3 separate regions of the Homo sapiens genome follow, and regions 1 and 2 are each linked to region 3. A link is a loop called in an ENCODE intact Hi-C map of the cell type or tissue named here. Cell type or tissue: endothelial cell of umbilical vein. All regions are shown on one strand. Each heading gives the region's core, and the rest is flanking DNA. Links, peaks and the distances in the headings are about the cores only.

Region 1 (10,792 bases), core at 1,545-9,544, 50 kb before region 3:
TATCTCCTCCATCTCCAGCATTGTTGCCAGGAGTTGGAGACAGAGTAGAATAGCACTTACTTTTTTGATTTTTCCAAATTTTCACCAACCAGTTCACAAAAGCACAAGGATGAAGAATTAGAAAAGTGGAGGAAGGACCTGGTGCAGTGGCTCACACCTGTAATTCTAACACTTGGGGAAGTTGAGGCAGAAGGATCACTTGAGCCCAGGAGTTCGAGACCAGCCTAAGCAACATAGAGACACCCCATCTCTACTAAAAAAAAAAAAAAATTTCGCTGGGTATGGTGGTGGATGCCTGTAGTCCCAGCTACTCAGGAGGCTGAGGTGGGAGGATTGTTTGAGCCTGGGAGGTCAAAGCTGCAGTGAGCTATGATCACACCACTGCACTCCAACCTGGGTGACACAGTGAGACTCTGTCTCAAAAAAAAAAAAAATGTGGAGGAAGGAGACAAGCGAGATGATGGGAGAGGGGAAGAGAAGAGAAAGAATAGGTGAGAAAGAAAACCAGAGAAGTTAAGCTTCCCATTGTGGGTAGGGAGTGAATTGTGAATGACAATGCTTTTCCTCTATCAAGGTTAAGGAGGATGGCTCCCAGATTGTACAGCAGAGTGAGAGTCCTGCAAAGATAAACTGCTTTGGATGCACTGACTTGTGGAGAAGGAGAAAAAAGGAGTGGAACAATTTCCATTCTGTCATAAATTCTGGCCATGCATTTTTCTTGAAGAGTTTAGCTTCTCATGGATATGACACGTTTTTGTATAGGTCCTATTCATTAAGCTGACTCTAGCATAAAGTTAAATGACAAATGCTTTGTTGGGAAAATGTTGGACCACTTCATGGATGCAGATGCCTTCTTGGCAGCTGTGATGGTTAATGGTTAATTTTATATGTCAACTTGGCTGGGCCATGGGGCGTCCCGATACTTGGTCAAACATTATTCTGGTTGTTTCTGTGAGGGTATTTTTGGATAAGATTTGCACTTAAATCGGTGGACTTCGGGTACAGCAGATGGCCCTCCATAATGTGGGTGGGCCTCATCCAATCCCCTGAAAGCCTAAATAGAACAAAAGGCTGACCTCAGAGCAAGAGGGAACTCCCCAGCATACTGCCTGTAGACTTCATCTACATCGGCAATTCCTGCTTGTCCAGGAGACTGCCTTGGATTTGAACTGCACCTCTTTCCTGAGAGGCCTCTCCTGTCAGATTTTGGACTTGCCAGCCTCCACAATATCTTAAAATCTATCTATCTATCTATCTATCTATCTATCTATCTATCTATCTATCTATCTATCTATCTAATCTATCTATCCATCTATCATCTTTCTGTCTATCCTGTCCATACACCTGTACACACTTTAGTGATTCTGCTTCTCTGTAGAACTCTGACTAATCCAGCATCCCCTAAGCTGACAAGCAAGGCTAAGATGTAACAAATGTGCTCGTGCCTTTCCTAACCAGCACCGTAACTGAGGAGTGTGGACTAAGAGGCCATGAGCCCAGGATCGTAAGTCAGTGGGCCTAGGTTATGTGTGAGCCTTGTCCCTTCCTAGTGCTCTGCTCTGGATAGATTACCTAAGCTCCAGAAACAATTACTCAGATGACTAAAGCATTGCCAACCTCTGACGTGTTCATTTTCTATTGCCATTGTAACAAATTACCATACACAGTATGCTTGAAACAAGGTAAATTTATTCTCTTACATTTCTGCAGATCAGATCAAAGTGTCAGTAGGGCGTCTGAAGGCTTCGGGGAAGAATCTATTTCTTGCTTTTTTCAGCTTCTGGAGGCCACTTACATTCTTTGGATCATGGCCACTTCCTCGCATCACTCCAACCTCCTGCTTCTGTTGTTGCATCTCCTACTACTCCTTTTATCACTGCCTGCCTCTTATAAGGCCCTTATGACTGCAGTGGGCCCACCCAAATCACCCAGGATCATCTCCTTCTATCAGTGTCCTTAATCATATCTGTAGAGTCTCTCTGGACATTTAATACATTTACACATTCCGGGAATTAGGACGTGGACATCATTGGTGGTGGGCAGGGGGTATTATTCTACCTACCACACCTGGTCAGAGGTAATTGGTTACAAATGGAAGGTGAGATAGGGGAAGGATTCTAAGATTTCAGAGTTGGTACTTAAAATTATTTTATTTTTTAGAAAAGTACTCGATTATGTGACAAACATAGAAAGTTGCAACAAAGAAATGCTTTCTTGGCTACTAAAGAGATGAACATGTGTTGGCACTATATTTTTATTTAACAATGACAATTCTGCTCCTAGAATAATCAGAGTAAAGCTTCCCCCACCTCTAAAAAATTAACATAAAAATGTCTTAAAAAATATAATATTGTGGCCAGCTAGGTATACAAATCTGTGGGGCTTCATGTCCTGACAGATTCACTAAGCATTCCATCCAGTCTCCTGTGAGGGACCTTTGGCAGGAATTAAAGCCTTTCAAGAGAGACCCTGAGAACCTTCCTCAAAACGTTAATTCAAGTATCATAAATCTACAACATCATTTGTATTCTAGAACATGTCATCCCAATATAAGTTCTAGCATTGTTGTGCCTTCAACATGCTGAGTACAGTGTTTGAGAATCAGTCACTTTCAATGCTTCCCTCTTGGCCAAATGGATAACTTTAGGGAAGTTTCTAGCCTTTCTTTTTGGTGCATGGCTGTATTTTGAGTGCTCAGGATATTGCCATAACCTTTGCTTGGTCTGTTCTTAGCAGAAAAAACTCTAACTCTAACTCTATAGAAAAGGGAGAACATTAAAAAAAAATCAGTTTTCAAAAATCATCCTGATGCTGAATTTAGTTCAACAATTGTTGGGGTGGTTATAATAATTTCAGGCCAGGTGCGGTGGCTCACACCTGTAATTCCAGCACTTTGGAAGGCGGGTGGATCACTTGAGGTGAGTTTGAGACCAGCCTGGCCAACATGGTGAAACCCCAACTCTACTAAAATTATAAAGGCCGGGCGCAGTGCTTCAAGCCTGTAATCCCAGCACTTTGGGAATGTGAGGCGGGTGGATCACCTGAGGTCAGGTGTTCGAGACCAGCCTGGCCAACATGGTGAAACCCCGTCTTTACTAAAAGACAAAAATTAGCGGGGCATGGTTGCATGCGCCTGTAATCCCAGTTACTCGGGAGGCTGAGGCAGGAGAACTGCTTGAACCTGGGAGGCAGAGGTTACAGTGAGCTGAGATTGCGCCACTGCACTCCAGCCTGGGTGACAGAGTAAGACTCCATCTCAAACAAACAAACAAATAAATAAATAAATAAAATAGCAAAAATTAGCAGGGTATGGGGGCACACGCCTATAATCCCAGCTAATTGAGAGGTTGAGGCAGGAGGATCGCTTGAGCCAGGAGGATTGCTTGAGCCCAGGAGGCAGAAGTTGCAGTGAGCCAAGATTGTGCCACTGCACTCCAGCCTGGGTGACAGGGTTAGACTCCATCTCAAAAAAAAAAATAAAAGCAAATTTCAAATAGCCAGTGAAGACTCATGGTTTGAGCCTGATCCGATGGTTAGGACTCACCTAATCGTGGGTACCCCAGATTGCTTGCTCTTTTCTGGTGATGGCACTCTCTTACAGAGTTCACCTGCCTTCAGGCTCAAGGACTTCAAATAAATACTGGAAAACTGGTCTAGAGCTCAAGAGTGACTTATTCTCCCCACACCAAGGACATTTTACTACGTATAATTATGCCTCCCCTCTTCTTCCTTCTTCTTTTTAACTCTAAAATTCTCTTCATTGTCTATTTGAAATTGATTTTAGTTCAGTCAACCTAGTTCCCCTTGTTGAAACATCCCAGTCATCTCCAGCCCTTCAGAGATCTTTGGTTCTGTTACTTCACTGTCCAGTTTTGTTTCCTCCTTTTCTTTTTAAAGCTTGACTTTATTGATGGAAGAAGGACATTTTCTTGTTTTTCAGCATGATGTGAATTGCCATCATGGCAAAGGAGGCCAACCATGTCATAGCTCCTGTCACTGTGTAGGCAAGACCTAAGAAAAGGCTATTACCCCCACACCATGTCAGGGTGGAGAGAACAACTGATTTTTCTCCGTGGAACCTGGTTACTGGGAAGTCTAAGAAGACCTGTTAAGAATCTGACTCAACACTTCACATTTCTAGTATTGCATATACTGAATATATTAGGTTGACACATATAAAATTGCTCTTTTTTATAGGTAAAAAAATGGTTAAATATCTAATCTCATATGCTGCAACTTAATCTTTACCAAGCACTACTCTGTATCTTGCTGGAATGAAAATAAAAACAAGCCTTCCCTCTACATAGTTGTAAGCTACGAAAGAGATTCTGACACAGATCTGAATGACTTATAGACAACTGATAATGAACAAATATATTTAATTTCCTTTGGCAAACCCAAGGAAATTACAATCATACAAACCTAAATTTTTATATATGAATTAGAAGACCCAGGGCAGGCTATAGTCCTTTAGTAGGCTAAGGTTTGAATTCCTACCTCAGGGAAAATTCTTTAAGGGGAGTGAAGAACAAGCAAACAAAAAGATCACAAAACATTTTTGGTAGTCGAACTAAAGGTGGTACATTCATTTGGGTTTTGGAAAGGCCAGTATCCCCATGCTGGGGAGAAAGTGTTTGAAGTGGGTTTGCTATCATTAGCATTTTAATGATGTCATTTTGATTATACATGTGGCCTGAGGTTTTTAAACATCTGGTGCCTTTTGTAAACCAAACTAATAAACAAAGAAAGGCTTCTCATAGCAACGGCACAGGAAGGAGGCATTTCCCAGCAAAGCTATTAAAGGGCCTCAAATCACTTGGCAACGTGCTATTTAAAGGCACAAGGAAAATTAGTATGAAACTAGTTCTCTCTCTTCTTTTCCATCAGAATTCCTCATTGTCACCAGGTCCTTGGGTGCCACCTCAACCCATCTGCCTGTTTTCTCCCTCCCTCAGTTCTATATGAGAAGGTCTTCTCCTCATACACAGAACATCTTTTTTCCCCTTAGAAATGGTAGGCACTTTCTTAGTCTGGTTGGATAATACTCACACCAGAGCTGTACCCAGGTAGTGCAGTTATAGGCCTGAAGCTTAGGATTGAAGTTCTATGTACACAAAAAATTTTGATTTGAGAGGGATTAGCATTAAGACATGACTGTGAATGAAGTCACCCAGGGAAAGCATGTCCAGAGAGGAGAAACAGAATGTCTCTGTTATTGGGAACATGCCTCCCTTCCTCATCCTGCCAACCCCAAGGTCATTGTAACACATCGTGGGATAGTAGTGCATGAAGTTTTTTCCTGCTCCTCGAATGCACCCATAACTGCTTTAATGGTAAGGCAGTCCCAAAATTGACAGAATCAGAAGGCCCACCTTGAGAGACCAGTTTTAAGCAACTTTCAACCTCTGCTTCAATTTTTTTGAGGGAGAGAGGAGTTTGCTGAAATTCTTATTCAAAGGGTTTACTCTTTGATCTGTACCTATAATGCTCCATGAGAGGCAATTTGTGGCTTTCATTTTCATTTTCATAGAACTAGACACCCTGCTAAAGGGACTAACTGAAGTCATACCTCCTCCTGGTCAGTAAACAAAAGGAGACAAAAAGCTGAGAGGCAGAGATCATGTCTCATCAGTGGGGGCCTTTCTGACTGAGAAATGCTCCCACTTCCCTGTCAGAATGGAAATGTCCACATACCTGTTCTAGGATGGAAAAGAAGAAAAGTTGGAGCAGGGAACTGGAGCACATGCCATCATTCCCTTCTCCTCAAGAATTTCTTATTCAGCCTCCCTGAAAGGTAAAGAAACTAAGGAGGTGGACAATTTTGTGTTAAAATTGACCCATTGGGGGTCCCATTGAACAACTAGCCAGGAGCCTTGGGAGGATGAACACAGCGGTGCTAACTGGGCTGCAATTTCAAAGTCGTGTAAAAGGCCTGGAATGATTCTGCCTCCAGAGAATGCTACCTCAGGGAGAATCAGGAGGAGACTTGAAAATTAAATCTAAAGACCAGAGTTAGTGTAAATTGTATTTAAATATATAATTTCTTAAAGGTAGTGTTTGGTGCCATGCTAAAGTTAAAGCCTGTTTGTTTTCAAATCAAGAACTACATTTGTATTTTTACATTAAGTGAAAAAATTCAGACTCTTATATTTAAGCATGTGTCAGCCTGGGCAACAAGGGAGACCCCATCTCTGAAAAAAAAAAAGAGAGAGAGAATTAGCTGGGCATGGTAGTGAGTGCCTATAGTCCAAGCTACTTGAGAGACTGAGGTGGGAAGATCACCTGAATCCAGGAGGTCAGGACTGCAATGAGATGTGACTGCGCCACTGTACTCCAGCCTGGGCAACAGAGCAAGACCCTGTCTCAAAAGTAAATATGTAAATGAAAGTAAAAATAAACATATGTCTCCTAAGTTGGACCATATATTCCTAATCATTAGGGCACTAACTCCCACATGCTGGCTTTGTGCCTAAGGGAGGGGGGAACACGGCATCTTCAGTGCAGAGCCTGTTGCACACCTCACGTGGATTTGGATGAACTGGACCTGTCCCTTGAGTCCACAGCTCCTGTGGTCTATGATACTTTTCCCTACAATAAAAGGTTCTATAGTCTCAGTTTTAGTAATTTTTAGTCTATATTTACTTATCAAACTCCTCTCTATTTTCATAGTCTTCCATCTCCTCCCATCCTATCTGGCATGCTTCTCCTCACAGTTTTTTTAACAGATCTCTAGGCCCAGTGTTATTTAATCTTTCTTTCTTTCTTTTTTTTTTTGAGACGGAGTCTCACTCTGTTGCCTAGGCTGGAGTGCAGTGGCGCGATCTCGGCTCACTGCAACCTCCGCCTCCCGGGTTCAAGTGATTCTCCTGCCTCACCCTCCTGAGTAGCTGGGATTACAGGTATGCGCCACCATGCCTGGCTAATTTTTTTTGTATTTTCAGTAGAGATGTGGTTTCACCATGTTGGTCAGGCTGGTCTCGAACTCCTGACCTCATGATCTGCCTGCCTCGGCCTCCCAGACAGAGTCAAGACTGAGAGAAATCTATACAAAAACAAAACAACAACAACAACAACAAAAACCCTTGCTAAACTAACCTTTATCTTCCTAGTTACATTTCTACAATTGCCATTCTTTGTTCAACCTAGTATATGAGAACTTAGACTTAGTCACTTCTTTTTTTAGTCTCCATTTTTCTTGTAAGGGCTCACATGTACATTTAAAGGCATAAAATTCATATGCTTTTCTGTTATTAATCTGTCAGTCCCAGCTGGAGCCTCTGGGAGGGAATAGGAGAATTTTATCCTCCTTTACACTTTTTTTTTTTTGTATACAGATTTGATTAGAAAATAGAAAAGTATAGAATGAAATAGCTCAACAACTAGCAGCCAGGTTTTCTTTCATCTTCAGAAAGAAAAGTGGTATAAAAGGATACTATAGGTTATGTTGAAACTATAATTACCAGCAGGCAAGCCTTCTATAAAATGGTGTGTTCGACTGAGTCGACCATACAGTTTTTTGAAAGTGGGAAAGGCAGCTGCCCGCATCCACACAATGAAGTCATCATTGAGGAAGCCATTGTTTCTTGGATCCTTTTTATCCAAGTCATAGATAGGCTTGGGCCAGTTTGGGGGCTTTGTGGTTCTTGTGGGAAGAAAATAAGGGATATGATAGAGAAAAAAATCACCTATCCTCTTCAGTTTTCTTTAGAATGTAGAGAATGAAAGAACTTCTGCATTCTTGAGGAAATAGAAATAGAAATTATACTTTTTTAAAAAGTGTGTATGTGTGTGTTAGCTACCTGAGTGTGCAACCATGAAAAATAATGGCTTTAAAGATTCTAAGGAAATGATCATGATATTTTCATTAAGTTAATAAAGAGCAGAATATTGGCTGGGTGTGGTGGCTCACGCCTGTAGTCCCAACACTTTGGGAGGCCCAGGTGGGTGGATCACTTGTGGTCAGGAGTTCAAGACCAGCCTGGCCAACATGGTGAAACCTGTTTCTACTAAAAATACAAAAATTAGCTAGGCATGGTGGTGCACTCCTGTAATCCCAGCTATTTGGGAGGGTGAGGCAGGAGAATTGCTTGAACTTGGGAGGTGAAGGTAGCAGTGAGTCGAGATCACACCATTGCATTCCAGCCTGGGCGATAGAGTGGGTAAGACTCCATCTCAAAAAAGAAAAAAAAAAAAGAGCAGACTATCAAATTATATGCATACTGTGTCTTCAACTACATTCAATGCATATAAAGCATTAAAAAATAGAACAAAATGATCATGGTGGTTGCATTTAGTGATAAACACAGGAAATATCTTTTTAAAACTTTTATTGGGAAATATCTTTATTTTATTTAATTTTACTAGTAATCTAAAGAGTGCAAATTAAACCAAGATACCATTTTCATCTAAAAATTTGTTAATATTTTACAAAAAAAGTGACAACCATTGACGAGGCGGTAGAAATGAGAACTCTTGTACTGAGCAGATAGGTGCGTTAACTTCTTCAGCAATCTAGGAACATGCATTGAATGCTTTCATATTTTGCATACATTTTGGCCCAGAAATTCTATTTCTAGGGATGTATTCTAAGGAAATAATCATGGCATGAAGATTGGGTTACATAGATGTTCACTGCAGCACTGCATCTAAGAGCTAAAGCTGGAAAGAGAGAGGAGAAATTGGTAAGTGGGAGGAGGTGGAAAGCAAAGGCATTGTGAGCCTGTTCTCAAGCCAGGAAGCCTGGTAGGTTTGGGAGCTGGAGAAATGTTGGAAGCACAGGGTAGAGGGTGGTTCCAGGAGATGAGCCCATTGGATTTACCGTCATTCTCACACTTCCCACTTTACAACAGGAGGCATGTTTGTCTCTCCCACTCTACAGGAGACTCTTGAAAACAGTGTCATCCTCATCTGTGTTTTCATTAGCATTGAGTCTAGTGCCTGGCCCATAGTGGTATTAAATAAATGCTTGATAAAGGGATGAAAGATTCCAATTAAATCTGATAACAAAAGCCATACAGAATTGTAAAGAGCTAGTCAGAAAGAGTAAATTGCTTAATGAAATTTTTACTTCCATAAAGCCAGTTCTACTATTTGTAGGATGCTAGAATGCTATATAGAGAGTCACTCTTTCTCAACTCTAACTACTGACTAAACTATGTTCTCCTGAAAGAAACCCAGACCTGTTTTCTAAGCATGGGCTGTGGTGCTTGTAAAAGTATACGTGGAGTGTGGTTGGTTTAATCTGCTGACATATGTTTGTACACTTATATTCCCTTGGGAAATAATCCTCTGCTGGAGCATCTTCTGCAAATATTGTAGAGCCCACTTATTTTGGCTCTTCCCAAGACCTCAATCGCTGATGCTAGAAGAATTTTGATCAAAATTGAAATTGCCTTTGGTGCCTGCACTGTGGTCTTCAGCTTCTCTCTACTTTGGCCTGAGCTCCTGACTGAAGGCAGTGTGTCCTATGAGCTATTGACATCAGAATCACCCAGGGTGCTTGTTAAAAATGCAGGTTCAAACGTGTCCTCCCCTACCAACTCCTACTTCTACCCCATCCCATGTCTTCGGAGAGTATGAAAAGTATGGTCTAAGAGACATCAACTTCATTTTCTAAGTTCATTTGGGTCATTTGCATTGATCCATTTATTTATCTATAAGCATTTCTTTTTTTAATAAAAATTATTTTTTTTCTTGGGAGCATAGATTCAAGATGCCCTGAATCTATGTTCCTAAACATATCTTATACAAAACTGCAAAAGACCCAATCTCTTTCTTCAAGGATTTACAGGCTGTGGACTTGACAGGTATATAAACAGATAATTAGAGTATAATGTAACTCTTACAATAGAGGTAAGAACAAAGTGCAGCAGGAGATGAGAAGAAGCTAAGGGCCCTTTGTGTATAGGTCTATGGTTATGTGGTAAGAAAATGCTACAGAATGTTGCCAAGTCCCTTTTGAAAACAGTAATTCAATTATAGATACAGTGACCATATATATCAGTTTGCCTAGTGCAGTTCCAGTTTGTGTCTGTTGTTCATTATCTCATCTGATTTAGCTTGTATCCCACACAAGGTACATATAATTTCATCCTTCCAGCATCCAGCCATGATCTTAGCTAGTAGTGTATGAGATGTCCATGTGCAGTGAATGGAATGCTTACTTTTACATATGATTATATATGAAAGTCAACCAGAGACCCTTCCAGTCAAAACATAATAAAACATATCCTTGTAACCCATGCAAGCTGTTAAGCATTCCAGCCAGTTAGGCAATAGTTTCTTTCTGTGTTAGCCTGTGAGATGTGTGAAGCTGCCAGGCTGCAAATCAATGGGGTCAGTGAGAAACGTGGAAAATTATGGGTTAGGTTATGGGTACATGATGCATGTGTGGGAACTAGATGCTGAGCAGTCCTGCTGGGAGTAGTTTGAACTCTCTTGCAACAGTGGTTTTGTTACTTTACTTTATTTTATATTTATTTATTTTGAGATGGAGTTTCGCTCTTTTGCCCACGCTGAAGTGAAGTTGGCTCACTCCAACCTCCGCTCTCCAGGTTCAAGCGATTCTCCTGCCTCAGCCTCCTGAGTAGTTGGGATTATAGGTGCCTGCCACCAAGCCTGGCTAATTTTTGTATTTTTAGTAGAGATGGGGTTTCACCATGCTGGCCAGGCTGGTCTCGAACTCCTGACCTCAGGTGATCCACCTGCCTTGGCCTCCCAGAGTGCTAGGATTACAGGCATGAGCCACTGCACCTGTCCTTGTTACTTATGTGGTATGACTATATAACTATTG
Region 2 (10,792 bases), core at 964-8,963, 70 kb after region 3:
GTGCAAAAGCAACTCAGCCAACAAAAGACAGCTTTTGGCCAGGCGCAGTGGCTCACTCCTGTAATCCCAGCACTTTGGGAGGCCGAGGCGGGTGGATCACGAGGTCAGGAGATCAAGACCATCCTGGCTAATATGATAAAACCCCGTCTCTACTAAAAAAACACACACACAAAATTGCCAGGTGTGGTGGCAGGTGCCTGTAGTCCCAGCTACTTGGGAGGCTGAGGCAGGAGAATGGCATGAACCCGGGAGGCAGAGCTTGCCGTGAGCCGAGATTGTGCCACTGCACTCCAGCTCGGGTGACAGAGCGAGACTGTCTCAAAAAAAAAAAAAAAAAAAAAAAAAAAAAGGCAGCTTTTCCAACAAATGGTGCTGGAGAAATTGGACATCCATAGGAAAAAAATGAATCTGAACTCAAGTCTACCACCTTAAACAAAAATGAATTCAAAATGGATCATGAAGCTAAATGTAAAACATAAAATTCTCTTAGAAAATAAGAGAAAATCTTTGGGATCTCTGTCTAGACAAAGAGTTTTTATACTTAACACCAAAAGTATAATCCATAAAAAAATTGATAAGTTACACTGTATCAAAACAAAAGACTTTTGCCACATGAAAGATCCTGTTAAGGGAATGAAAATAATATCTTGATATTGGGAGAAAATATACCAAACTACATATGTGAGAAAGGACAACCATTTAAAAAATATAAGGAACTCTTAAAACTTAACAATAAAGAACAATCCAATCAATTCAATTAGAAAATGGGCAAAAGACATGAGCCAGCATTTCATTCAAATGGATATATAGATGACAAGTGACGAAAAGATGTCCCACATCATTAACTGCTAGGGAAATGCAAATGAAAATCAAAATGAAATATCACTACACATCTATCAGAATTACTAAAATTAAAAAAATAGTGATGACACCAAATGTTGGCAAGGATGCAGGGAAATTACATCACTCATACATTGCTGGTAGGAATGTAAGTTGGTACAGTAACTCTATAAAACTACCATATGAACCCAGCAACTGCACTCCTGGGCATTCATCCCAGGGAAATGAAAACTTGTGTTCACACAACAACCTGTACACAAATCTTTATGGTGGTTTTATTTGTAATAGCCAAAAAATGGAAAAAACTCAGATGTCCTAGATAACTCTTCAGAAAATTGTGCTATGTGATAAGTGAAAAAAATGTCAATCCTAAAAGGTTACATGTTGTATGATTCTATTTATATACTGTTTTTGAAGTGACAAAATTATATAAATTGAGAAGTAGTGATTGCCAGGGTTTCAGGAGAGAGTAGGGGATGGGAGGAAAATGGTTGTGGCTATAAAAGGTGAACATGAGGGATCCTTGTGGTGACAGAAATGTTTTCTAAGCTGTATCAATGTAAATATACTGGTTGTGACATTCCACTACAGTTCTGTAAGATGTTACCATTGGAGGAAACTGGTTGAAGTGTATGTGGAATCACTCTGCATTATTCCGTACAAATGCATGTGAATCACAATTATCTCAAAGTAAAAAGTTTACTTAAAAAATTAAAAGTATATATTTTTTGTAAAAAAGTATATATTTTTTGTAAGAAAAATAATGTAAGTATATATTTTTTGTAAGAAAAAATATGTATCAAAATCTTTATCCCTAGGTGGTAGTATATCAGTGACTTTCATTTTCTCCTTCTGGATTATCTGACTTTTTCTAAAATGAACATACATTGTTTTGGTAACTAAAAAGTTACAGAAGACATCAGCTATAAAAACACAGAACTAATATCTAATGACATAAGCTGCTCAACTCAGTATATCTGGTAATATGTTAGGCCAGAGGTCCCTGTTTTGATTTTGAGATTTCTAAGTGTCTGATGACCAGTGCATAGAGTATGTTTAAAATGAGCTAACCTTTTCTTTTAAAATTTTACACTTCAATTTTTTCCATTCTGTATTCTATTTCTGCAGTTATCTAGTAACCTCTACTCCTTCAACGTATTTATGAAACCCCACAAATTCTCAATTTATGGAACCTTTAGCATCAGGCTGGATCCATAGGTAGTGAGAGTTATGTGTATCCAGGAGAATGTCATATTTATAGATAGCTAAACTGAATAGAATTTGACCAGAAAGTCCCCGCTGTTAACTCCTGGAATGAGTTTGTCTTGTGAGAAGAATGGAACCATGATCCCAATACAGAGGTAATAGATACTTCTGATCCTTAGTCACTTAATTCTAAAGGATGCTGAATGCAGGGAGATAAGACATGAGGACAAGGTAGGACCTCAGAGTAAGTATGAATATTTTTTTCTCTAAAGGGAGAACCTAAAATAATAATAGCAATAATGTATGTTTGCTCAGTGCATACTAGATACCAGGCGTTATTCTAGGAGCTTAACATGCATTGACTCATTTAACCCTCATAACTAGTGGCCTTCCAACTGGGGTATGTGTACTGGGCATGCAAATACAAGATATACACATGCAAGGGTATTTTAAGGAAATTTGTCTTTAGACCTTAACTTCCATTTGTACTTTATTTTTCAGCTGCCTGAGAATCCAACTACATTCATATTGGCTTTTCCATGTTAAAAAAAAGCCAAACTTCTCACTCAAAACAAATCTTATTACAGTTCATTATCTTGTATACCATTGTCTTTGGGGTAAACAGACTCCTGGAATCCAAAATATGCTATGACGGGAAATCTACTGGTTTCAGGGACACATGCTTTCATCAGGACATCTTTAGCCAGCATGTCAACTATTTCCAATCACAATCAATTCTTATTTAATACTGTTATAGAATATTTACTCTTTTCTACCTCCTATTTAACAAAAATAAACTTTGAAAGCCATGATAAAAAGTTTTAGATCCAACTTAAAAATGTGTGAGGAAGTATGCATTTTTTCTAAATTCTTTACAGAGTACATTTTTAAGGACCACTGCTCATAATAGCCCTATGAAATAGATATTAATATCCGCAACCCCATTTTACATATGTGGCACAAATAAGGTCCAGAGAGATCAAGCAACTTGCCCTAGGACAGATAGCTGGTAAAGATCAGCGTTAAGATTCTAACCTGAGAAATCTGACCCTAGAACCTGAGTTCTTAACCACCATGTTATATACTGCCTTTACAGTTTCAATTAATATTTACTCAGGCCCAACGTGGAATCGGAACAATGTACCTGTGAATCACGAGAGGAGACGCTGAGCAAATAATCCTGTCTTAAGGAAAATATTGGAAATATGTCTAGAAAAAGGATTTTACTCTGACTAATGATACTGGTAGAAAATGGTTAGTTTTCCATTATTTTTATTCTTGTCAGAGATGGCAGAAACAGGAATTTGGGATACTCAAGTGGCTGCAGATAAAAAGATTATGTGGGAAATTGAGAAGCTAGTTATACTTTTGTAATGTAAGTCAGGCACGTAAGTTAGAACATGGCTACACTTTTGGTGACAGAATAACTTATGATGCTTATGGCTGGGAACAGGGTAGAAGGCTTGTGCTGCAAAGCATTTATCAGCATGCATCTTTAAAACTGGCTGCTCTTGTTACCTAATTTCTTACACTTCTTCTTCCCTTACAAAACATGAGTCTTTCCAATCAAATTCCACAAAGTTCATTTATTAAAACATTTTGTTTTGGAAGAAGAAGGTGAACATACATACACATACATACATGCACACCCCTTAAAGGCAGGGTTTCTTTTTTCTTTTTTTTTTTTTTTTTTGAGACGGAGTCTCGCTCTGTCGCCTAGTCTGGAGTGCAGTGGCGCAATCTCGGCTCACTGCAAGTTCCGCCTTCCAGGTTCACGCCATTCTCCTGCCTCAGCCTCCCGAGTAGCTGGGACTACAGGTGCCCGCCACCATGCCCAGCTAAGTTTTTGTATTTTTAGTAGAGACGGGGTTTCACCGTGTTAGCCAGGATGGTCTCGATCTCCTGATCTCGTGATCCGCCCACCTCGGCCTCCCAAAGTTCTGGGATTACAGGCGTGAGCCACTGTGCCCGGGCCTAAGGTAGGGTTTCAGGAATGACATTTTCCAAATGACCTTGGGTTAAAATTACTTGTAATCCCAAGCTACTTTGAAATGTTTAACCTCTGCACTCATTTCAAGTTTTCTTAAAATATACTTTAGACTACATGGGATGGAATGAAGCAGGCAAGCTCTAGGGAGGATAGGAGATACCATATTCCTGAGGCCAGTCAGCCTGTCAGCACTGGCATACCTGCAGAGAGCTCCTAGGACAGTGGTGATCAGACAAGTTGTGCAGTTCTGATGGAGAGGTTTTCCTGAGCATTTGGGTGTCCTAATTAAATACAGCCTTATTTCATGATAGGAGTGACTCAGGGTCAAAGGCAATGGGAAATGCTACAGAGAACACGACTGCAACACCAGGAAGGCTTTGGAAAGGCAGAGGCTAGTGTTGCAGAGAAAGAGCCCAGGCAGGGGATTGCAGAACAGTTTCATAACCTACCACTGGGAGGGCCTGGGCAAGTCATGCATCTCTGTCGCCTGGTTTTGCTCTCAAAGACTATGACTCAGAAAATCAGAGGTGGAATTGCTTTCTCTAAATTTCTTAGAAAATGTTATAAGGTAGAGGAATAATCTCTTCCCTGAAAAATCACGACCAGCATGATTGAATCCCATGCTTGCATTCCCAGCTGCACTTTTCCAAAAGGTGTTTTCAATTATTTTCAGTGAGCTAATGTTCCCTTGACTATCTTAAAGACTCAGAAGATCGGGACAGTTAAATTTGAATCTTGAAGAAAACAATAGCAAACAGCTGCACAATGGACCCATGTGGACAAAGGTGCCTGGGGCCTTACTAGAAGGGGCATTCATAGAGTGCTTCATAGTTTAGGGAGGGACTGCCCTTGGAACAAGCCCTCCATGGAAGGAGCTCAGAAGGATCAGCTGCAGACAGTGAAGCAATGAGCTTTGAGATAAACATCAGTGAAGTTTTCTGTGGCTCCACGCACTCCTATCAGGAGAAAAGCTAGCTGGCTTTGCAGTTGCGGGGGAGTAGGGAAGATGAGTGTACTATTTCCTCCCTCCAATTTTGTTCAGTACTAGAGGAGGTCTTAGAGATCATCTGAGTCAATTCCTACAGTTCACAGCCTAGGAAACGGAAGACAAGACTTGCTCCAGGTCACTGAACTAGTAGGTGGCAAAAATGGAGACTAGAATCCAGTTGTTCCTAATATGACATTCTACTTAAAAAGCCTGACTAAATCTTCCTCAATTAGCCACGGGTGTCTTCTTTTCCAGATTATTAACGAGCAATGAATTCTTACTTCATACAAATGCCTATGAAATTTGTATTTATATTATACTACCTTTTCACTCAATGTAAGACATCAGTAAAGTGATTCAGTTATCAAATATCATATAAAGAACCATAATGGGAAATGCTTAGTTCTAGTCTGTTAAATTGTTCAGTTTTAGAAATGTTTCTGCTTCCTATCCTTTTTGCTTGACATGAGGCTTTGACTTATAGGTGGATGCAGAAAAATCTTCATATCTTCATCTCCATCTACTCTTTAGGGCTTTAAATTCAGTTAATCCATTACTTGCATAAAGTTAGTAAAAACAAAGAATATTTAATTTTGAAGAGTATTAGCTAGCATTGTTGAGTAGGAAAGAACAGGAAAACCAAGTAAATCTCTCTGGATGGTTTTGCTTGTGGATATGCGTGTAGTAATAGAAAATGCAACTGAACTCTAAATAATAAAATACTTCCTGTAGGGCAAATACAGCCAGAAAAATTGGAAAGCAGATCAATAAGATTACTACATATCTTTAAGCCACTGAAAACAAGAGCTAGACGTTGGAATGTATTAGCAAAGTAGCTATGTCTAGACACTTCATGTTAACTATATTATATAACTTTTACTCTTGGATACTTTACTGGTAGGGAAATGGATAAAATGATCCTCACTGATGCCTTCTAATACTGGTGCCTTACAGAGCAGAGGTGGGTAATGTCCTTATTTCATCAAAGGATACTTTCTCTCTGGAGAGTGTAAACCATGATTGATTCAAGTACATGCAAACAGTGACTTACTTAGTGCTTCTGAAAAATTTCTGAGTCAGAAGGACAAAAAATAAACATAACAAAAAACAAACATTTACATCACAAAAAGGAAAAAAAAGCTCACTAAATAAATACTACCCAGAGAAAGAAACTGGTTTCATATTGTAGTGAATTAAAAGATACAAAAAAGTGGGGCAGATAGAGAAGAGAGACAAAAATATGAAGAAAAAGAAATTACAAGGCACAAGGACAAGAAAATATGTCAGGATTAGCAAGAAAAATGGGAGACTCAAGGGAGTGATGAGGAGAAAAAGAAGAGAGAGAAAACTGCAGAGAAGGAGAGAAAGTGCAAGAACTTGATGTCTCTGTAAGACTGAGGAAACTGGTGTGCTTTGACACTTTTGAAAATGTAATCGTTTTCTCAGCAATTTATTATGAATTATTAATGTGCAGAATATTCATTTCCTACAAATATAAAGATTTTGAAATGATTCAGGTTTTAAAAGTTAATTTCAATCAGAAAATGAATAATTTAGTTATCCATATATTAGCTATATCTTCATATATTTCCTCTGACAATAATAACTTACTCATTTGCATTATTTGTAGTTTTGGGGGATCTAGGTATCTGTATTCCATAATGTCTGAGCGTTACACTGAAAACCTATATTAACTTCTGAAATGAAACTATTTTTTTCTGTATCAATTTAAGCTTTTGGTTTAGGTAAGGGATGTCCAAGGGACACATATAATGATAACTTCTCTGTTTCACTGCCTTTTCCATCCCAGCAAGCTCCCAAATTTCACTTTAAAAACCTACAAAAGTAGTTTAAAAAAATTATAGTTAGAGCCAGGTGCAGTGGCTCATGCCTGTAATCCCAGCACTTTGGGAGGCCGAGGCAGGCAGATCACTTCAGGTCAGGAGTTCCTGACCAGCCTGGCCAACATGGTAAAACCCCATCTCTACTACAAATATAAAAATTAGCCAGGCATGGTGGTGGGCACCTGTAATCCCAGCTACTTGAGAGGCTGAGGCAGGAGAATTGCTTGAACCCTGGAGGTGGAGGTTGCAGTGAGTCGAGATCTTGCCACTGCACTCCAGCCTGGGTGACAGAGTGAGACTCAAAAAAAAAAAAAAAAAAAAAAGTTGAAACAATAGGAGAAAATCTTTGTGAGTTTGTGTTAGGAAAAGATTCCTTAGGTACAATACCAGAAGCACAGTCCACAAGAGAACACTGATCAATTGGTCTTCTTCAAAAACTTTTCCTTTGTGAAAGACATTATTAATATAATGAAATGGCAAACCAAAGACTGGGGAAAAAAACTCGCAAGTTATATATCTGAAAAAGAATTGTATTCAGAATATATAAATAAATCTCAAAACTCAATAATAAGAAAACAATTAAACAAAAAAAGCAAAAGGTTTGAAAAGATGCCTCACTAAAGACTATACTTGGATGAAAAATAGGTCTATGAAAAGATGCTCAACACCATTAGTCATTGTGGAAATACAAATTAAAACCACAAGGAGATACCACTATTAGAATGACCAGAAAAACAAAAGAAAACAAAACCCAGTCAACCAAAACCAAAACCAAACTAACCCACTGACAATACCAATTGCTGGTGAGGTTGCTGAGCAACTGGAATTTCTCATACACTGTTGGTGGGAACACAAAATAGTACAATCACTTTGGAAAACAGTTTGGCAGTTCTTTATAAGATGCTAAACATTCATTTACAACAAAGCCCAGTAATTCCACTCCTAGAGAAACACTCACAAGAAAGCTACATTCACTTAAAACCTGTACGTGAACATTAATAGTGGCTTTATTCATAATTGCCCCAAACAGAAAATAAACCAAATGTCCTTCAACTCGTAATTGGATTAGCAAACTATGGTACAGCTGTATGACAGCACATTAAACAGCAGCAAAAAGGAACAAACTGTTGGTACACATGACAATTTGGATAGTATCTCAAGTACATTCTGCTAAGTAAAAGAAACCAGATTCAAAATACTGTGATTCCATTTATATGACATTCAGGAAAAGGTAAAATTAGAGGAACAGAAAAAAAATCAGTAGTTACTAGGGGTTGAGAATAGAGAGAGGGACTGATTAAAAAGGGAGCCTGAAGGATTTCTGGGGGTGATGGAAGTGCTTTGCATTTTGATTATGGTGGTGATCACACTGCTGTATGCATTTGTCTGAATCACAGACCTGTCCTAGACACAAAAGTGAATTTTACCATATGTAAATTTTAAAAAGTGAAAAAATGGGTTAGCCATTGCTCCCAACTCTCCAATGATTTTTATCAAAAATTTAAAGAGGCTCTACACTAAATTGCTGCAATGATTCATAGGAAGGCACATATTTTGGACGTTAGCCTGGTGGGTAATAAATACCAGTTTAATTTTTCTTAAAAAGGTATTTGATTTGGGTAAACAGGCTTAGGGCTAAAACAAATTGTAAAAAAAGTATTTGAGTATCAACTAGGAGTTAGGTACTGTTATAAGTGAGAAAGCACAGATAAGAGTAGAACCTGGATTTTTTTTCCCCCTTTATGGTATTAGAACTAGAGGGGGTCAGCTGATTCCAAGACATTTCTCAGTAGTAATACTTGGAATGATATAATCAATGATATTGATGTCCAAACAAGTACAACTAACTTCGTGGCTTTTCTGTCCCTTTCTTCTGTGGTACTGAATGACTTCTAGTTGTTTTCTAATCAGCTCAATAGGTTAACTATTTGAGACTGAATAAAATAAAGCAGCCCATGGCAGGTCAAAGACTCTCTACCACTGCCAGAAAGGAAACGCAACTGTTCTATGCTCTTTATGCAGGTTCGCTGCAGAAAGATACATGTTTATTTCATTAAAAGCTATTTTATTACCTGGAGGAAACCAAACATCAAGTTTAGCTCTCTAACACGAATCATATTTTATTCAAATGCAGATGTACTTTTCAACTACAGCAGCCATTTGATTAACTTGTCCAATGACTAAACTCATGACCCTCTATATTAAAAGTGGTGACCTTTATGCTGAAGAATCTAACCCAGAGCTAAGTTATCCATTAAAATGCAACTTGGGAGTATATTACTCTTCATGAAAATGTAACCACCTCTTTTCCTGCTAGTCGAGGTCTCCAGAGAAACACAGAGTGAATAAAAGACATATGTAACTTCTTTTATTTGGCCACTTAGGAGGGGGTCATCATCCACGTGCATAGCTCTGATTCCCAGATGACAGACAAAAATGACAGAACACTGCAGTGGCTGAAGAGTACTTCAGAAACATTTCAGTTGGAGGAAAGGCACTTCATTCCCTCATGAGAGACGGAAAGCCTGTAAGCTTGAGGATGTTATTTGCCTGCATCTTAGAGCTATGCTGAGATGAAGGATGAAAGAGGAACACAGAGGGGTCTTGGTTGATAAGAGAGGAAGAAATGGGGATATTTTTGCTTCTGAGATAAAAAAGCAAAGGAACTTTGGATTGATGTATGGTTTTGAGAAATTACAAGCACTTGGAGAAAGCATAGTCCCAAATGGGCAACATTTGTATAAAAAGACCCTGCTATTATAGTAAAAGTCAGTCATTTTTCCCTACATGAGGAAGCAGAAAGAAATGAATTCCTTAAGGAGAAGGGAAGATATAAAACATCAGTCCTCTTAGTGTGAAACATTTTAACTAGTTTATAATCACACTATCTACAATAATAAGCTGTTCTAAAATATTAATGTTCTCTTCTGGCAAACTTCAGGTTGGTTGTACGGTATAATCACCTTAGATACTTTTAAAACAATTCCATATCCAGGGATTCTAATTCAACTGATCAGGACTGTTTCTCTTGTGATTCTATTGAGCAGCCTGGGCTGGAAACCACCACTTTAGGGGATACGGCTTAGTTTAGGAGATTCAGCAGAGATCTGTACCATACATACATATTTAAAAGTGCGCCACAATTCAACAAATGACAGAAAAATCTGAAGCTAAAGACATGGACAGAGAATGAGTTTCTGCATTATAAGATAATTTTTGGATTCATTACATTACCTTTACATAGTGGCTACTTCATTTATAATTCCCTAACTTGATGCAAGGCTGGGACTGATTGGGGATAGGTATTTTAGCAACCAAATTCCACCTACGCAAGTGAAAAAGAAGCTACAGCTCTGAGATGATAATATGAACCAAGTGAAAACTATGATTTGATTTATAAATATTCAGTTTTCGGAACACAAATAAGTGGAAAAAGTGAGGTTGATCTGTAATATCCATATCCTCATGTTTATACGTAAGTGACAATTTCTCTAACTTATGGCTTTACGGTCAAATCCCTTGCATAGACATAGTAAAACCACATCAGTTCCTCTTTATAAAGCTCTGTTTAAGAGACACGGCTATCATAAGGTTCTTACTTCCCATAACACTGTATTGTTTTCCCGTTTTTAGTGGCTGTTCCTTTTAAACAAATCTTTGGAGCACTGAAAGGCTTTATTCATTTTCTTTGAGTTTTTCTATATATCTGAAATCTGAAAGTAAGCCCAAAATGTGAATTTGCAAGCAGCCTTGATCAAAATTCATATTTAGGTCCAAATTAACTAGTTTGATGGACCTAAGCTTATAAATATTTGCATATTTTTATGTGGGTAGCATGAAAAACCCCTCTACTCAATGGGCTAGTGAAAAATAGCAGGTAGGAGACTAAAAGGGACTTTTAAAATGAGCCACTCCAAAGGCTGC
Region 3 (10,792 bases), core at 1,524-9,523:
CCAAGTGTTGTTGAGAATGCAAGTTGATGGAAACTCTTGTGAACTGTAAGTGGAAGTATAAACTGGTATAGATATTCTGGAAAGTAATAATATTAATATGTATATACCCTATAATTCTATCATTTCAATTCAAGGTAAATAATAGAAAGAAATTCTTGCATGGTCTATTAAGGTACACACACAAGGATATTCATCCTGACATTATTTGTGATAGCAGGGTGCTTGAAGCAACCTAGGTGTCCATATCTGGGGAAATGGATGAGTATATGTGGTAGATGGAAACGCTGGAATATTATGTGGCATTTAGAAGCAATGAACTAGATATGCATAAAATTACTTAGTCATATCTGGAAAAAGTGTCAAGTGAAGAAAGAAACAGAACGAAAGCATTAGCACAAAGCCATTTTAGATACATTTTAATATGTATATACATACACAGGATGACATATTTTATAAGAATATATATATATTTTTAAAAATTCCTATCATATGAAAATAGAGTTTGGATTAGGGAAGAATGAGAATAATGTCTCAAAATACAACACAACATAACAATACAATAAAAAACAATATAACACATTAAAATAAAACAGGGGCTGGACTGATCAAAATGAAATTTATGTTGTGACCCAGCACATATAACTCATTAAGTGAGTAATTCAAAGCTGTTTTCTCCTATATTGTTGTGGAGCCTTTGGTGGTCTTTATAATGTCCCAAGCCTGGATATGATCAGACTCACCTGGAGAACTGAAGATACAGATTTCTGGGATGAAGTCTCTTTTGCATAGTGAATTAGAATCTCTTGGGGGTGGGCCTGGGAATCTGATTTTTAAGAAGTTCCTGGGTGATTCGGTTGCAACTAGCCTATAGGCAATTAGGAATCACTAATCTAAATCACACTGCAGCTCTCAGGAGACAGCAGAGAAGTTAATTAGCTCCGGGTGACTCCAACCTTGAAATCCTAATTAAGTGCCCATGTGTATGACATTAACAATGTACAGTGCACAATATTAATTGAAAAGACATGTTCCTGCCCTACAGACACAAACAACCTCAAATCAAAACCAAGTCAGAGGCTCGACAAACTAAATAGGAACAGTATGTTATTATTTATATCTACCTTATATGTGTATATATAAGGGGATTTATGTCCCTCCTTGAGCCTATTCCAAATAACCCACTGTATCTCCTTCCCCACATCTAGCTTAGATCTATTCTCTGTCCTTGGTCTCATCAGTGTAGTGACCAGGGCCTGTTCTCTCAAACCTTCCTCTGATGTCTCAGTTTATTGTGTCTTAAATGGCCTAATTTTTTTAACTAAAAATAAAAACCTGTCCTTTTTGGTTATAACGTTATTTCAAACATATTTTCCTTCCTCCCCAAACCATGACCACACATTCTTGCCTAACTATATTACTGAACTCTAATAAAACAATAATACCAAACAAATTCACTATGGAACTCAAATGACTCCTTAAAAGTTTCTTCTGAGCTTTGACTCTCTCTAACTCCAGAGAGGAGCAAGGTTTACGATGTTCCATGAGGTTACAGAACAGCAGTGGTCCCACTGCTCACAAATCCTTCCTAAGTTCAAGTTGCTCTAACAAAGAACTAGAATGGAAAACTGACCATTGAGTCACAGTAAAAATTAAACTTCAGTTAAAGCTTCAAAAGTGGTTTTGTTAGAATAGTTCCTGTGATAGTGCAGTCAGGACATAGTTTTCACAGCAGAGGCCGTGGTGTGCTGAGAAGAGTGGATTATAACTGCTATTGGAACTGTCTGGGCTTAGTAAGTCTAAAAGTCCAGATCCTGCTCATGTGCAAATGCACTCCTTCAATTCCCTAAAGGGTAATCTCCTTGGAAAACAGACAGGGCACTCATGTCTCCAAACCCAATGTGTGTTTTTGAAAAAGGATATCACAAAAGAATTATAAAAATTCAGGGAACAGATTGTTTTTCAGCTTCTCAAGCTTCTAGAAAGCATAAAGTTGTAATGGAAAACGGAAATCAAGCCACCCTCTACTTTTTCCAAAAGCAATATTAGATATGCCTAGTAGTCTATAAATAGCTCATCTGAAGCAGTTGTACCCAAACTTTTATGGTTTGATTTTATGACAACATCTATTTCCTCCCATCCCTGCCTAAAAGAGTTAAAGGATGCATTATAATTTTGAAATTAATTAAAATTAGTTGTTTAAGCTGGGTATGGTGGCACGTGGCTATATTCCCAGCTACTCGGGAGGCTGAGATGAGAGGATCCACTTAAGCCCAGGAGTTCGAGGCTGCAGTGAACTACGATGGTGCCACTGCACTCCAGCCTGGGCGACACAACAAGACACTGTCTCTAAAATAAATAAATAAATATTTTTAAAAAATTAGCTGTTTAAATTTTGTAATATCTTTTAGCTTAATTATAAATACACTAAGGCAGAGGATCTAAAATTCTAGTAGGCCTAAGAATCCCTTGAGGCAAAGTGTCAGCCTCGCAAAACATACAGAATTTTGTTCCTACCTTTTGACAGTTTGCTTGAAAGAGTCTGGCCTGCAACCTAAAATACTATTCTAAAAACCATGACTAGAAATCCATAATAAGAGCAACAACAAAACTAAATTGCTTATTAAGGCTAAAGTTCTTGTCTATAATAGTTGAGTAAATCAGTGTTTCACATCCATACTTTTAAATGTGTACTTCAACTTCTATCCTCATGATGAATTCCTACTCATTGAATAGTTTGTTAAAAATGCACACCCAACAATTAACCTTTTGAATAAAAAAATACAATCACAAATCTTAATATTAGATTTGACAAATACTGTTTAGCATCCAGTAAGGATATAATCTATCAGTTAAAACTATTTGATATAATCTATCAGTTAAAACTATTAGATTGAGGAAAAGAAGTATTATGTTTCTTTTTTTTCTTTGAGATGGAGTCTCGCTCTGTCCCCCAGGCTGGAGTGCAATGGCGTCATCTTGGCTCACTGTAACCTCGGCCTCCCAGATTCAAGTGATTCTTCTGCCTCAGCCTCCCAAGTAGGTGGGATTACAGGCGTGTGCTACCACACCCAGCTAATTTTTGTATTTTTTAGTAGAGATGGGGTTTCACTATGTTGGCCAGTCTGGTCTTGAACTCTTGACCTCAAGTGATCCACCCGTCTCAGCCTCCCAGAGTGCTGGGATTATAGGCGTGAGCCACTGTGCCTGGCCTGAAAGTATGTCTCTTTAAACAATTATTATTATTATTCTTATTTTTAATAGCGATGAGGTCTCACTGTATCGCCCAGGCTGGTTTCAAACACCTGGGCTCAAGCGATCCTCTAGCCTCAGTCTCCCAAAGTGCTGGGATTATAGGCATGAGCCACCATGCCCGCTGGAAAATGTGTTAATTGACTGCCTGAGACACCTAACCATAACAGATACTTATGTTTTGCTCCTTGTCTTTAGGAAAATTGAAGCTTGGCTATACCTGGCAGGTTCAGTTCTTCTAATTCAATCACCAAGCGTCTGCTGCTATAATAGTCCTTCATCAGCTTCTGTAGGTCTTCAGGTAACCCTGGTTTTGGTTCTGATTTTGCAAGAACATCAGTAATTTTCTTCTAAGATATGAGAAAGAAGAAAAATGGGACGACATATTTTAAAATGGCATTTGGTTGGAATAGGTTAGTTCCTCTGGCATTTAAACGGCACATAGCTTTTGGTGTTAGCCAAGTGTGAATGTGGGTTTTAATAAATACATTTGAGAAAATTCACTAAATACTTCTTGGACATAACTATTGCTTTGAAAAATGAAAAAATGATCTAGAAAGCTCCCTGTAACTCTTGGTCTATGACTTCCAAGATAACTAAATTTTTGCAGGCATCTCCATACTGGGGTATTATTTTCTGTTAAAAGTAAAGAAATCTCATTGCTATGGAGAGCTCTCTTTTAGCCCTAGATGATTTATATTCCTGTAGGATTAGAATTTTGAGAATTTCTTGCCCAATCTGGTTTTTGAGGTGCTGAGTCTTAGTTTGGATTTCTGTCATTAGTGTAAAACCCGCAGTAGGAATCTGAGCATAGGGGCCTACTGAGAAGGGGACTTAACACCCTCGATTCTCAGGTCTTGGATAACTGATGGTATTAAAGTGGCCCTATGCAAAGTAGAAAAAATATTACAGGAAATACTTTCCAACATCGATTTTGATTTGGACTCATTTGTGTAGCATGTATTGAATGCTGCAGTAGTAGAAACCCACAATCATTCATTTATTTCCATCATAAGCTTCCCTTCTCACTTCCTTCTAATGTTCCACCAAAGATCCAGAAGGAGCATTCCCCACCCCTGACCCCAGATTTTCCCCCTCCTTCTACAATATCCTCATTTCTAGACACTTGCCAAGAATGGTCAAGCCTCTGTCAAAGAAATTAACTTTTAAAAATATGTCATCAGTGGGCACATTTTAGTGTGACCTCAGTCAAGACTAAACTATCTAGCTAGAGTTTTGACCTTGAGCCACCAAGAACTTAACACTCCAGAAGGCCATTAGTGTACAAATTATCAAAGCGAAGTTAAAGTCACTTATTTAAGGACTTGCCAAACCTCAGCCAATTTGGCATCTCCCATTTTCCTATTTGGCCATTTGTAAGAAAAGAAAACATATGCACACACACTCTCAGTTTTCTAAAAGCTTGCTGTTAAGTAATAGGTTTGAGTCCATCTTCTTTCCTCTAATCCCAATCGTATTTCCTCGGCTGACTTCAGCAGCAGACCCCTCTTGGCAGGGAGAGAATTACACTGCTGTTTTCACAACTGTGGGAGAAGGTCATAGCTAACCATACTTTCTCCAAGGCTGAGCCATAAAAAAGTTTGTATATGAGAAAGAGTCTTTCCTGTGCTCACCAGCAAATATCAAAATGCAAGGTAGGGGAGCTTTTTTGACCTAATTTATGGTTCCAAATTAGTCAGAAGTGCCTCATACTACCTTCATCTGCTTATTATTTTCTTTTTATTCATACTTTAAGGTATAAGGTCTTAAAATCCGGAATGAATAGAAAAAGGAGGTTGGTATATTTCTTTTCATGGACAGAGCCAGAAGGGCCGGGGGAGGATAGCTCTGGACTCCTTCTAGAATTAGAAATCTATGTCTGACATCTGACCACACTGAAAACATAGGGTGGGTAACAAAGATATTTGGCACTCCACAGGACTGAAATAGGAGTCAGAAGAATTTATTCTTAGCTCCAACAGAAACACTTATTAGTAGTGACCTTAGGAAAGTCACCAAACCTCAAAGAATCTTACAATGTCTGCATCTCTTAGGTGGGGATTACAATAGTTGCCTCAAGAAAGTATGATATATAAAAATGTGATGGAAACCATGTGGGGCCATACAAATTTAAGAAATTATTAATATTACCTTTCTTCTTTTCCTGGTCTTGGTGGTATTCTCTTTTCTTTCCTTTGGTTGTATCAAAAAACATTCTTTAGGCTATTAAGAAATACAAATGAGAACATTTTAATCTTTTCATGATAAAGTGTCAATTAGTGGCATGAACCCCAAAGTACTTTCTGCCATGCATGTATTCTTCAGAGTATCTTGGTAATATTCTACAGAAAGAGAGATGCTGGAAGATCTACCGTAGGTTACTATGCAGCGGTTGGGCTGAGAGAATTTGAGAAAGTCAGAAAGCGCAGATGACTTAAGACTGGAGAATCTTTGAGCAAGATCAAATTGTGAGTGAGTGTATATGTGTGCTTGGTGTGGAAGTGCAGTGTATTGGAGATTGAAGACAGTGGCTGAGTTTGTATAATACAGCAGAAATCGATGTGATTAAAATTAAGATGTGGTAAGACAGTCTTTGACTAGAGTGACTAAGGTTTTCCATGAACTAGCTGTGTGTGAGCCTACATTTCCAAGTCACTGGTTTATTGTTTTGTATTATACATTCCTTTCCTCTTTTCAATAAGCATAGAAAATCCAAAGTAAGATATATTAACTTACGTTTTTATAAACCAGCTGCATCAAATGCCTTTGCTATAATGACTACAAAATGAATGTCTTTGCTACTAGTCTGATAACCGTCTCAGCACCACAGTATCTAGAGTAATCTGTTTTGCCTGTTGCCTTGACCCCTGAGTACCCCAGTTTAGTACTATTTTTACCCTGAGGGCTTTTTTCTAATGTAGAAAAACAGGAAATTTGGACTAAGACCTTGATTTATAAAATAGAATGCCCCAGATTCCATATTTATTAATCATAAGCAGGAGTATAAAATGTTTCCTGTGCTGGACCTTTTATGCAACATTGTCAAACAAGTTGCCAAGTAAGATATAAAATGTAAGTGAAAACTTATTCTGAGTTTTCCTTGATTAACTTTCCATTCCAACCAGAGAATACTCAGTTTAAACTGATAAGCTACTAACTAAAGCAATCTTGTCTCCACTGGCTCTGCTAAAATGATTACAGATGAATCTTTCTATGAAAGCTTGCAGACAGCCTGCAGATTGAGAATGTCTATGGCCTGAAGTCAGAGAGAAAGATATAATACTACATAATTTCTTCAAGACATGGGGCCAAAGACCCGCAGTTTCAAGATTCTCTTTTAGTTATTACAGAAATAGATTTAAAAAGTTCAGGATTAAAGTGACATGGGAAATCTTGAAATTTTAGTTTCCTCTAAGATAAAACAAAAAACCTGCAAAGAGCAATTGCATCATAGCTAAAGAAAAGAGAGATATGGCTTCTTTTATTTAGAAAGTTAAACTGTCTTGTGGATGTAGATACATGCCAATTTGATGCTGGTACATGCCAATTAGAGACTGTGCCAAGGCCACTAATATGTCACAGAAGCTGCCAGATGGCCATAAGAGTCCAATTACAAACCAGGCCAGTGTTCAGCTCATGTTCCTAAGGCAAAGGCCGGGATATGATTAGCAGATCCCTTAAACTATACTGCATTATCTCTACCAGTATCAAGGTTTTTGGGAAGCGTATTTAGAAACCTGTTACAATCTATTAACGTATGGAGGTGTTCTCGAGGAATATGTTCAGTGTACTGGTTGCATTTGTGCTAGGTTTACAAAGCCAATTAATTAAAACATGACATAAATTAAATCTAGAAATGAGCTCAATTGTAAGAATATGGACTCTTTAATTCTGGGAGAAAAAATAAAAATGTAATTCTGAATCATGCACAGGAAAACGAAACATGCTTGATGAACTGCTTTAGCCATGATATTGCTTCAGTTAAATGATAGGTTCAAATTCTTACATCATCCTAAAGGAAATGCAAAATAATCTTTGGTTTTGGAGACTAGTTACTTTAGCTGGCTGTGGTAGGGTGCCAATGAAGAGGCCAATTTTATGGGGTCAATTTCCATAGAGGTGAGATGACTTTATGGAGAAATCCAAATCCACAGTATTGAAAATTCTTACATTTAGTTAACTGCTTTATGAATGTTGCTGTTTACCCTCAGGGAGACTAGGTAGGAAGATGTGAAAGAATCCGGCCAAGCCACTAAGCATTTCTGGAAACCAATTCCAACACTGTGTGACTTTGACAGTTGATAAGTAATGTCATTTCTTTATATGAAATGTAGCAATTTTAAATATGTAGTCTGAAGAATCACACTCCCCTAAAAAAATGTTGCTTTTAAGGGAAGCAACTAGAGCATATTTTCAATTCCTTAAAGTATCAAAAATTACTTTAAGAATGATTCTCCTGGTTACACATGGCAAATGGACCTCAAAATACCAGTAAACTGAAAATAAAGGGCATTGAAAAGGACCTATTGAGCAGGATCTATATAAAAACCAAGAAACCAGGAGAGAGAACAACAGTAATGGAGAGATTTCAACAACTTTTTGGAAAATGGAAAGTGGCTGGAGCTGGATAGAAGTGACTTGGCACAGAGAGAAAGCTAGCAGCTGGGTTTCAGAAGGGGTGGAAGCTAACAATAAGTAAGTCTTTGACCTGCTCGACTCTGAGAAGGTCCAGTACTTTGGAGGCACAAAGTACTACAGAGAGTAAAGGGTTAAAAAAGAAGAGATTGGCTGAAAGTTTATATTTAGAATGATTAGCTACTCCTGTCCCCCACTAGGTGATATCTCCTACCCTGGTAGCCAAGCAACTATCCCATTACTGCTTCCTTTCACCTTGCCTGTCCTGCCAGCCGACTGGAGATCTATTCTCTGAAGACATCAAGAGGATCAAGGCTGGGCCAGGGGAGAAAGGGCAGAGGCTGAGGCTTGCCTCCATTTCCTGTCCCTATTCCATGCTTACATATTGCAGGCAGGAGACTACTGAATTCCTCTTTGGAAAAATGGAATGGCCTAAAAGAAATACCATCAGAGAGTGACGTTTGGGAGTTCCATAGTAAAAAATCCAGCTTGTTATCCTATCACCCTACCATGAATACACTAATTGACAAACCCAACTCATCACTGTTTCAGTGTATCTCTCTTCAATAAGAATGGATAGCTAAGGTTCCTCAGACATCTAAGGAAAGTCTCCAACACAAGAGCAAATAAATAACAAAAAGAAAAATGAACCTAGAGAAAAGTGGGATGGTACCTCAAAATAATGACAATTCATATCCTCAGAGAGATAAGGGAAGATTTTGCAACCATGAAACAAGAACAAGATGCTGTAAAAATGGGAAAAACAGTTAAGCATTAAAACAAATAAGAAATGTGGAATAAAAATAAACGAGGAAGGCTTGAAGATAAAGTAGAGGCAATGTCCCAGAAAGAGATGAAAAATGAAAAGAAAAAAGTGGTGAGAAAATCAGAGAATCAGCCCAAGAGATTCAATTTTTCAATAAATGATATTATAGAAAAAGAGATCACATAAAACAGTAGGGGGCTTGGCATGGTGTCTCATGTCTGTAACCCTAGTGCTTTGTGGGGCCAAGGTGGGAGGACTGCTTGAGGCCAGGAGTTTGAGACCAGCCCTGGTTACATAGTGAGACCCTGTCTCAACAACAACAACAACAACAAAAAACAGCCAGGCGTGGTGGCTCACACCTGTAATCCCAGCACTTTGGGAGGCCGAGGCAGGTGGATCACGAGGTCAGGAGATTGAGACCATTCTGGCTAACATGGTGAAACCCCATCTCTACTAAAAATACAAAAAATTAGCCAGGCGTGGTGGCAGGCGCCTGTAGTCCCAGCTACTTGGGAGGCTGAGGCAGGAGAATGGAGTGAACCCGGGAAGCGGAGCTTGCAGTGAGCCAAGATCGTGCCACTGCACGCCAGCCCGGGCGACAGAGCGAGACTCCGTCTCAAAAACAAAAACAAAAACAAACAAAAAGGCTGCGCGTGGTGGCTCACGCCTGTAGTCCCAGCACTTTGGGAGGCCGAGGAGGGCGGATTACGAGGTCAGGAGTTCAAGACCAGCCTGACCAACATGGTGAAACCCCGTCTGTACTAAAAATACAAAAATTAGCTGGGCGTGGTGGCGCACGCCTGTAATCCCAGCTACTTAGGGGGCTGAGGCAGGAAAATCTCTTGAACCTGGGAGGCACAGGTTGCAGTGAGCCAAGATTGCGTCACTGAACTCCAGCCTGGGTGACAGAGCCGAACTCTGCCTCAAAAAAAAAAAAAAAAAAAAAAAAAAAGAAAAAAAATTAGCTAGTGTGGTGGCGCATACCTGTACTCCTAGCTACTTGGGAGGCTGAGGCAGGAGGACCTCTTGAGCCCAGGAGTTCAACGTTGCAGTGAGCTATGATTGTACCACTGCACTCCAGCATGAGTGACAAAGTGAGACCCTTGTCTCTAAAAAGGAGTCATCAAAGACATAAAACATGACAAAATAAAATTTAAAAAAAAGAAATATATATGACAAACTTTTGTGTTGCCTGAAGGAAACTTTCTAGAACATAAAACTCCAGATTGAAAGCCCATTAGGTATAGGGTACTATGAATATGAAAAATACCCATACCAAGGAGCATCACTGTGAAATTTCAGAAAATCATGGGCAAAGAAGATTCTAAAATTTTCCCCTTCAAAATAATAACATACAAAATACAAAGGATCAGAAAAAAGAATAGTGCCAAGATTTCTAAAAAGCAATAATGGATGCTAGAACTTAATGGAATGATGCTTTCAAAATTATGAATAAAGTTTATTTGCAAATTAAACTTTTATACCCAGCCAAAGTATCAATCAAGTGTAAGAGTAGAATAAAGACATATTCAAATATGAAGTCTCAAAAAATTTACTTCCTACCTGCAGATACTGAAGGCTGTATTTCAGAATATAAAGGGTGAAACCAAACAAAAGGAAGCTATGGGATTTAGCCAAAAAGGAGTCCAGCCCAGGAGGGTGCTGAAGGGGCATCCTAGGATGACAGTTAAGAGGTCTCAATTGTTCAGTGGGCCTGGAGAATAACCAGTTTGGAGTGAAATAGAAATATGGAGTTTTGCAGCAAAACAAAACAAAACAAAACAACTAATCTATTTGAGCATATGGAAAATATTATTCATGGGAATGTGGAAGAGATGTTGGAACATATGGAAACAATTAACAATAGGAACAGAGTAAGCCAGGCAAATAAAGAAATGAAGCAACTGTTAATGCCATGAAAATAAAGAGCTGTATAAGAAAGGAGGGATGGTTATAGCTTCTTTCTCTCAGTGTTGAACAATATTTCCATCATCATAATGATGTAATAGTGACAACTGTTTTGACCAAAATGTGGTATCTTGTTGGCAGGGGAGGCAGCAGTTGGTGAGGAAATAGGAAGTATAATAGATAGGAGAACCATGTCCTCATATGCTATGTCAGGATGTCAGTAGATTATGTCAG

What was found. Hi-C counts contacts between places; a loop is a spot of excess contacts. Peaks named below come from ENCODE experiments on the same cell type or tissue, not always from the same donor. Only the 100,000 strongest peaks of a DNase experiment are listed, where the experiment ranks them.
Region 1: it touches region 3 in a loop (7-fold over the local background); 5 of 110 quality-filtered maps call a loop at or near these places.
Region 2: a loop joins it to region 3, with 2.1 times the contacts of the local background. A loop is called at or near these places in 11 of 110 quality-filtered maps.

Annotation. Positions count from the first base shown.
Region 1 is chr3:100,204,879-100,215,670 of GRCh38, reverse strand. No RefSeq gene overlaps it. Among named protein-coding and RNA genes, the nearest start is that of TBC1D23, 51 kb to the left of the region's middle. RefSeq lists a silencer at 5,641-5,690. In endothelial cell of umbilical vein, for the core only: no CTCF peak of the experiment used is centred there; a DNase peak (open chromatin) is centred at 4,770.
Region 2 is chr3:100,084,232-100,095,023 of GRCh38, reverse strand. The region is part of intron 1 of CMSS1 (cms1 ribosomal small subunit homolog); the gene reads right to left. The region is part of intron 1 of FILIP1L (filamin A interacting protein 1 like); the gene reads left to right. Among named protein-coding and RNA genes, the nearest start is that of FILIP1L, 25 kb to the left of the region's middle. RefSeq lists an enhancer at 4,351-4,851. In endothelial cell of umbilical vein, for the core only: a CTCF peak has its summit at 4,509; no DNase peak of the experiment used is centred there.
Region 3 is chr3:100,155,110-100,165,901 of GRCh38, reverse strand. CMSS1 (cms1 ribosomal small subunit homolog) reads right to left here. Exons shown (of 10, transcript NM_032359.4): 3 at 5,401-5,472; 4 at 3,470-3,599. LOC105374009 (a long non-coding RNA gene) reads left to right here and starts at 5,198. Exons shown (of 5, transcript XR_007095984.1): 1 at 5,198-5,717. In endothelial cell of umbilical vein, for the core only: no CTCF peak of the experiment used is centred there; DNase peaks (open chromatin) are centred at 6,061 and 6,861; H3K27ac peaks cover 3,277 bases.